Regions from separate parts of the Homo sapiens genome. Here region 2 is linked to region 1. Evidence: chromatin contacts called from ENCODE Hi-C or POLR2A ChIA-PET data. All regions are on one chromosome and are shown on one strand. Each heading gives the region's core, a stretch centred on a gene start or an enhancer-like site at or near the end of the contact. The rest is flanking DNA. Distances are from core to core; before and after follow the strand shown.

Region 1 (3,880 bases), core at 1,381-3,880:
AGGCAGGAGAATTGCTTCAGCCCAGGAAGTCGAGGCTGCAGTGAGCCATAATTGTGCCACTGCACTCCAGCCTGGGTGACAGAGCAAGACCCTATCTCAAAAATAAATAAATAATAAACAGGTAAAGAATATGGTATTAGCACTTGATACTTCCTAACATATTTCCTAAAGGGAAAACGGAGCAGAGGTAAGTGGTGGAGGTGGAGTGTGAGGGTGGCATTGGGGACAGCATGTTGCTGCTTGAGAGAAGTATATATTTATACTTTTGCACCAACCTAATAGAAAATGATACTTGAGCAAAGATTCAAAGGAAGTAAGGGAGTTAGACATGAAGGAAGACTGTTCTAGGCACAGAGCGCAGGTAGAGAGAGCAAGGGAAGGAATGGTAGGGAAAGAGTCAGCTTATGTAGGGCCTTGTAAGCCATGATAGAGATTGCAGCGCTTATCTTGAGTGAAATGGGAACCACTCAAAGAGCTACATCAGAGCAGTGACATTTTCTGACTTGTGCTTTATAAAAATCACCTTAATGGCTATGCTGAGAAGAGACAGTAGGTAGACAATTGTCAAAGCAGGGAAATCTGTTAGATATCACAGAAATGCAGGCAAGGTATGCAGTAGCACTGACCATGATGGGAACAGTGGAGGTGGTGAGAAGTGTCCATATGTTGGGTGTATTTTGAAGAGAGAGACAAAAGAATTTGGATTTAGTGTATGAAGGAAAATGGGAATCTAGAATGGGTGGTTCCAGTGTTTTTGGCCCAAGCAACTGTAAGTATCATGCTTCCATCAGCCCAAGCACCACCATGAGGAGGCTGAAGATGTCAAAGGATGAAGATGTTAAAATCACAACAGATCTAAAGATCTCAAGAGTTTCTATTTGCACGTCTAAAATTGGGCAACACTTTGTTCCATAAAGTAAAGTAAGTGTTCCAAAGATTGAAGCAGAGGAGGTTGGCTTTATAAACAAAAAGAACTAAAGAAAGCAGAAACAAAAACCAAAAAGTGGATTGGTCATTTCAAAGTTACTTTCCTTGTAAGGCAGGTACAGGGAGATAGAACAATAGAAAGATAATGGGTTGGTTAACATCAGGTACTTCAGGTCAGTCTTTCCTGTAAAGATTAAAACAGAGCTTCATTATTATGACAGAAAGCGAAAACTGGCCTCTTCAGGCAGCTAGGCCATTCTCTCTCTCTCCTGATTTCCCAAAAGGCCAGATAACAACTCAGTTTCAGTTTGGTGAGCGTGGGTGACTCCATTTTGATTTTTAATCTGGTCTTCTGGGGCCCAGTGCGGGAATTTAGTCGAAAAAAAATGGCCTCCTAGATTTTGTTTAACAAAGGTGAACAAGTTTTGTTTAACAAAGGTGAGGAAGATCTGGAGGTCATGGCTATGTTAAGTTTGAGGTACCTTTTAAGCATCCAATTGGGTAAGAAGTTCTGGGTTTAAAATAGGAGAGAAATAGGAACACATTTCACACTGAAAGTCATAAGGCTGGTTAAGATGACCAAGGAAGGGAGTGTAAACAGAGAAGAAAGGAACTGAGCTCTGGGGCACTGTAACTCTCTGAGGCCTGGGAGGAGGAGAAGGGGCAAAGGAGAATAACAGGAACAATCAATAACGCCGGGGTCTTGGAAGCCCAGGAAAGGAAGCATCCAAGGAGGAGTCAGTGAGAAACTGTGTCAGGTGCTGGTGGAGGCCAAAAAGTGAGGACTGTGGAGGTCAGTGCAGGGGAAGTTGTCAGGAGTGGTGGCGATACAAGGCTGATTGAAATGGCTTTAAAAGAGTATGAAAGGAGAGGAATTGGACAGAGCAAATATAAACAACTCCTTTACAAAGAAAGGGCAACCAAAGAAATGGGACAGTAACTGATGGGAGAAATGAGATCAAGAGCCTTTTTAAAGATGGAAATAACAGCACTTTTGTAGGCTGATGGAAAGATCCAGTCAAGAGGGAAAAATGGTAAGGGTGGAGAGAGGGGAGAATTGCAGGAGCCAAGCATTAGAGCAGCAGGGAGCAATGGCTTCCCTAAGGTTTACAGTTCTCCCTAGCATGTGGAGTGGAATCTCTAATTGGGATCAAGGAAGGAATTTTAGAAGACAGGGTGGACTTTATCATCTGCAGCCTGTTCTGCCTACTCCTAAAGCTGTTCCCAGAAGTAACTTGCAATCATATCATTCAGGTCAGGATGTTTTAAGAGTGTAAAAGATTCCAGACAGGTGAGAATCAGAAATCCTAAATAACTGAAAATAAAGTAGTTGAGGCCAAAGTTATATTGTATTTTAAATTGTATTGTTTCCCCACCTAGTGGTCAGAAATCAGTTTGTTACATTTTCTGCTATTTTTACTCAGGCATTTGAAGAGAAAATGAAATGGGTCAAAAGAGCATGTTTATCATTTTTAATGTTCAAATCAACACCTTTTAGTGTAATACATTTCTTGGTACCTTTTTAAATTATAATTTTAACATCATAATTTTTCATATTGAAACAGAATCAATGGTTGTGTTTTGGCATATCAAACAAATTACATGGTTATTAATAGTAATGAGACAGGAAAAGTGATGTAATAAAAAATAGTAAATAATGGGAAGTGACTAAGGTTAGAAAAGGGAAGGTTCAACAGTTCTTACCCTGAAGTCATTCATAGTTAGTTTAAAGGGTTTTTTGGTTTCTGTTTATGTGTGTGTTTTATTTTTTGTCTGTAAAATTGGAGGAAAAGTAAGAATTTACCATTATAACCTTTTCATTAATTAGAGATGCTTAAAATGTTCTGAAACTTGAGACTTGCCGTATCAGTAGCCAGCTGCCAGATAGTCTTCTCTCACACTAGTTGGAAAGTGTTGGCTTAAACAAGTCAGTTTTCAAATTCCTCGTGGGTTAAATATAGGAAGACATGTTCCAGAGAAAAGGCCGCAAGATTTTACTCCCAGTAAGGCAGGTATAGAACAAAGTTTAATGTGTCATGTAGATTTCTTCCTCCTTCTTTAAAAAAAAAAAAAAAAAAAAAAAAAAAAAAAAAAAAACCTGCTGATAATTAAAAGCTAAATGCATGAATAGCCAATAAAGTAAAAGGCCAGCTGGGCATGGTGGCTCATGCCTATAATCCCAGCACTTTGGGAGGCCGAGGTGAGCCAATCACATGAATCCAGGAATTCAAGACCAGCTTGAGCAATATGATGAAACCCTGCGTCTACAAATATATATATATATATATATATATATATATATATATATATATATATATATATAAAAAATACATATAATATACATATAATGATAAGGGTGGAGAAAGGGAAGAATTGCAGGAGCCGGGCATTAGAGCAGCGGGGAGCAATGGCTTCCCTAAGGTTTACAATTCTCCCTAGGGTGTAGAGTGGAATCTCTAATTGGGATCAAGGAAGGAATTTTAGAAGACAGGGTGGACTTGCCGGGCGCGGTGGCTCACGCCTGTAATCCCAGCACCTTGGGAGGCCGAGGAGAGCAGATCACAAGGTCAGGAGATTGAGACCATCCTGACTAACACGGTGAAACCCCGTCTCTACTAAAAATACAAAAAATTAGCCGGGCGTGGTGGCGGGCGCCTGCAGTCCCAGCTACTCGGGAGGCTGAGGCAGGAGAATGGCGTGAACCTGGGAGGCGGAGCTTGCAGTGAGCCTGGGCGACAGAGCAAGACTCCGTCTCAAAAAAAGAAAAAAAAAAAAAAAAAAGACAAGGTGGACTTTATCATCTGCAGTCTGTTCTGCCTACTCCTAAAGCTGTTCCCAGAAGTAACTTGCAATCATATCATTCAAGTCTGGATGTCTTAATAGCATAAAAGATTCGAGACAGGTGAGAATCAGCAATCCTAAATAACTTTGAAAATAAAGTAGTTGAGGCCAA
Region 2 (3,396 bases), core at 197-2,696, 48 kb before region 1:
TGTCTTTCTTCATTTGAAAAAACGAGTATAATACCACCTACTTCGCCAGCACATTATAATCACTACATGAGATTCGTTGTAAGTGCTTAATACAGAATTTGACATATAATAGTATCAAAATAAGTGAGCATTGTCTATAATTTTATTACTTTTATTAGCATTAAAATTTTATCACCAGCCCCATGATATTCTGATCATCTTATAGTATAAATCATTTTATATTATACTATATTATTCTAGGAATCATGAAACTGCATTTTACTTACTTCTGTTTGTAATATAGAAATGTATTTGTGATTTATGATGCCAGAGTCAAACAATGATTGTTGGAAGAGAGGTTTCCCACCAGAAGTCCATGAAATTTCTGCGCTCAGATGCCTCCTTCCCTACAGCAAAGGCTGGTAGAGAGCAGTAGGCGGCACCCAAGTGGCACTAGGTCACAAGTGCCCCCAGATTTTGCCATCTCCTACTGGCTGAAGCCAAGCGAAGGCATCTGACTCAGCCAAGCAGAGGTGGAGAGGCTGCAAAGCCAGTATAGATGGCTGTTATCCCAAGACACTGGTATTATCAAAGGCAGTTTTCGAAGGTCATTGTTTCCAGAGTGCATTTGCTTTCCCCATTACCTGTCAACCTGGAAGAAATAAATAAATGTGGCCAATGGATTTGCTCTGGATTATGATTGGCCACAGCTGCTTAGATTGGCAACTTCCAGGGAAAATGCTTCTTAGTGTGCTGCTACAGACCCTAAAATTTTTTGAGATTGGAGTTTTTACATGAACTCCAACAAAAAATGCCCTAAACACACCTGACTAGGCATGAATTTTCATATAACAGGGCTTCCAGATAAATTATTTGCTGCATGGTATAATTAGAAAATTATTTATTTGCTTGTAATAAAATGGGAAAGAAGAGAGATTCTATGCTTTAGAAAAAATGAGATTCTATTACTAAATATTTATTCACTAAGATTTAATAGTTATTGACGGGAGCAAAATGAAATGCCTTGCTCAGTGAATGCAGAGACTCCAAAAAGACTATTTTTTCTTGTTAGAAGTAATTATACTAGTGTTCAAATTAACAAACATTCATCTAATAACTCTATATGCCTTTTAAACTAATACTGTTTTCATAGCCTTCTACCTCATTTCTTCCTTTCCAGGTTCTCATCCAATTCTTTAAACCTCTTCCCCAGATATACCCTCCATCTCATCATCTTTGCCCAATGTATTAACTGTTAAAAATATTCATCATTTATTGAGGACTTGCTATATACCACATACACATTATGCCGTTTATTCCTCTCAAGCCATGAATAGGAATTCTATGAGTAAACTAAAGCTCAGAGAGGTTAGGTAACTTGCCCAAAGGCATAACATGACTAAACAAGGCTGGGGTCAATCTCATGTCTTTCTGATTCCGCAGACTGTGTTCCCACCCGCATTCCACTTCCTCGTGCTGGGCTGCCTCTCTTCAAACACAGAATATCACAAGACAATGAATCAAGCATAAATGAAACTCCCAAAATCCTCATTCCTCTCCCTTTCTGTGGCCTTTGGTTGAAACATGCCTTTTGTTTGTTGTCTGTTTTGTAAATACCACTATAAGCTCCATGAAGACAGAAGCCAGTCTGCTTGCCATTCTCTCATTTGGAGTACAAAAGTAATATAAATTTTTGTTAGCTTCTCAAGTTTATTCTTTCACAGAATTCTATTTAACCAGACCGGGTGCGGTGGCTCATGCCTGTAATCCCAGCACTTTGGGAGGCCGAGGCGGGCTGAACACCTGAGATCAGGAGTTCAAGACCAGCCTGGCCAACATGGCGAAACCCCAAAAATACAAAAATTAGCCAGGCATAGTGGTGCGCACCTCCCAGCTACTCAGGAGGCTGGGGCAGGAGAATCATTTGAACCCAGGAGGTGGAGGTTGCAGTGAGCCGAGATTGCACCACTGCACTCCAGCCTGGGTGACAAAGCGAACCCTATCTCAAAAAAAAAAAAAAAAAAAGAAAGAATTATATTTAACTAGAATTTATTTACTCCCAGATTTTGTTCAGTATTAGATTTTAATACTCTATAGCTTAGCAATTGTTTTAACACAATAGATAACCCCTGCCAGTAGACTTGTACTCAACTGAATGGAGCTTGGACACAAAATAAATGTTATAAGAGAGGGTCTATCTTGCAGATCTATTGAGCTCCCTTCCTTGTAAACTGTAAGCTTGACTCTAACATGTTGCTTTCTGATCATGAAGCTAAATTTTTTTTTCCTAAGAACAATTTAAGGTTACAAAAGACTAAACGTTTTTTTTAAAAAAACCCAAAATATCAAAATATTCTCTGAACTAACCTTTCCTTTGCTTCCTTTTGGGTCCTGAGCCAGTTCTGAAAGGGCTTCTTCCCATGTGTCAACACAATGCCTCACCAAAGTTTGGGTTCATAAGAATCCCTGGCCTGACTATTGGTTTGCATGTATGATTTAGTAAAAACCTGCTGGGAAATATTCAGTTTGACCCTTTTTTCTAGTCTTGTTCTTAATACTGCTGAGAGACCAAGACTGATTTTTTCCATATGTTAGCTATAGGAATGATCAGTTAAGCACCTTGACAGCAACAGGTGTAAGGCGAGGGCCCCAGAGGGCATTAACAAAAGACTGATGGCCCCCTCCTCATCTGTGTATGTATCATTTAACTAATCCAGCCTACAACAACTTGAAACCAAAAGGTGCCTGGGCTATTTTCACCAGCAAGTAACTTGTTTCCAGGAGTGGGTAAGATTTTCCTTCACAGGCCCCAAAGCTATCACCTTTCTTTTTCCCCCCATTCTCCTTTTATGTGTACTCTCTTAACATGACCTTATTAGATATTTACATATTGAAAACTGTTTTATATCAGCATGTGGCAGTATTTTCCAAATTGTTGCTCCTAGCCACCACAGGGAAAAAGGATTCTATGTTCACATTTTAGAAACGTAGCGGTAAGTGCTATTCTTTAAAGCAAGATTTCTCCAAGTATTAATATGTCACTGTGCACTGGGAACGTAAGAACATGATACAAAAAGAAGAGATCCCGGGATGCTTTGACTGAAACGGCTCACAGACTGGACTATTACAGGACACTGAATCACTGGAGGCAAAGCTCTCTCATACACAGACTGGAATTTGGAGTTGCTCAACGGCGTGGTTCAGCTTCGGGTAACAGCCAGGCCCTCAGCACACCCTGCACGCTCGTTCTCCCAGGACCTGGTGCACACTTTGTGGCTGGTGTCACTCTTCTTTTTACTCCAGCCCGAGCCCAATTTATTCCACCCACCCTCCTTAATCCCTGAAAAAGCAGTTGTCCAGAAGACCTCCAGGGCTTCTTCCTTCTGGTGCATGTTGACGTGTCTGAGGAACACACTT

The links. Hi-C counts contacts between places; a loop is a spot of excess contacts on that map. ChIA-PET counts read pairs that join two places held with the same protein, here RNA polymerase II (POLR2A). Pooled maps may share reads with other maps.
Region 2: a map of naive thymus-derived CD4-positive, alpha-beta T cell shows a loop between it and region 1 (4-fold over the local background). The contact joins two enhancer-like sites. A Hi-C loop is called at or near these places in 15 of 168 maps with a recorded cell type or tissue (CD14-positive monocyte, CD4-positive, alpha-beta T cell, CD4-positive, alpha-beta memory T cell and 9 more) and 13 of 50 pooled maps. POLR2A ChIA-PET finds 5 or more read pairs at or near these places in 20 of 52 experiments (A549, CD4-positive, alpha-beta T cell, CD4-positive, alpha-beta memory T cell and 12 more).

Annotation. Positions count from the first base shown.
Region 1 is chr5:39,147,526-39,151,405 of GRCh38, reverse strand. The region is part of intron 3 of FYB1 (FYN binding protein 1); the gene reads left to right. Among named protein-coding and RNA genes, the nearest start is that of FYB1, 70 kb to the left of the region's middle. Within about 2 kb of position 2,630, at least 2 of the 41 ENCODE cell types and tissues checked have a DNase peak (open chromatin) inside an H3K27ac peak, as active enhancers do; they include CD14-positive monocyte, where a contact is called at or near this core.
Region 2 is chr5:39,194,817-39,198,212 of GRCh38, reverse strand. All of the region lies in intron 2 of FYB1 (FYN binding protein 1), which reads left to right. Among named protein-coding and RNA genes, the nearest start is that of FYB1, 23 kb to the left of the region's middle. RefSeq lists an enhancer at 3,372-3,396. Within about 2 kb of position 1,446, at least 8 of the 41 ENCODE cell types and tissues checked have a DNase peak (open chromatin) inside an H3K27ac peak, as active enhancers do; they include CD14-positive monocyte, where a contact is called at or near this core.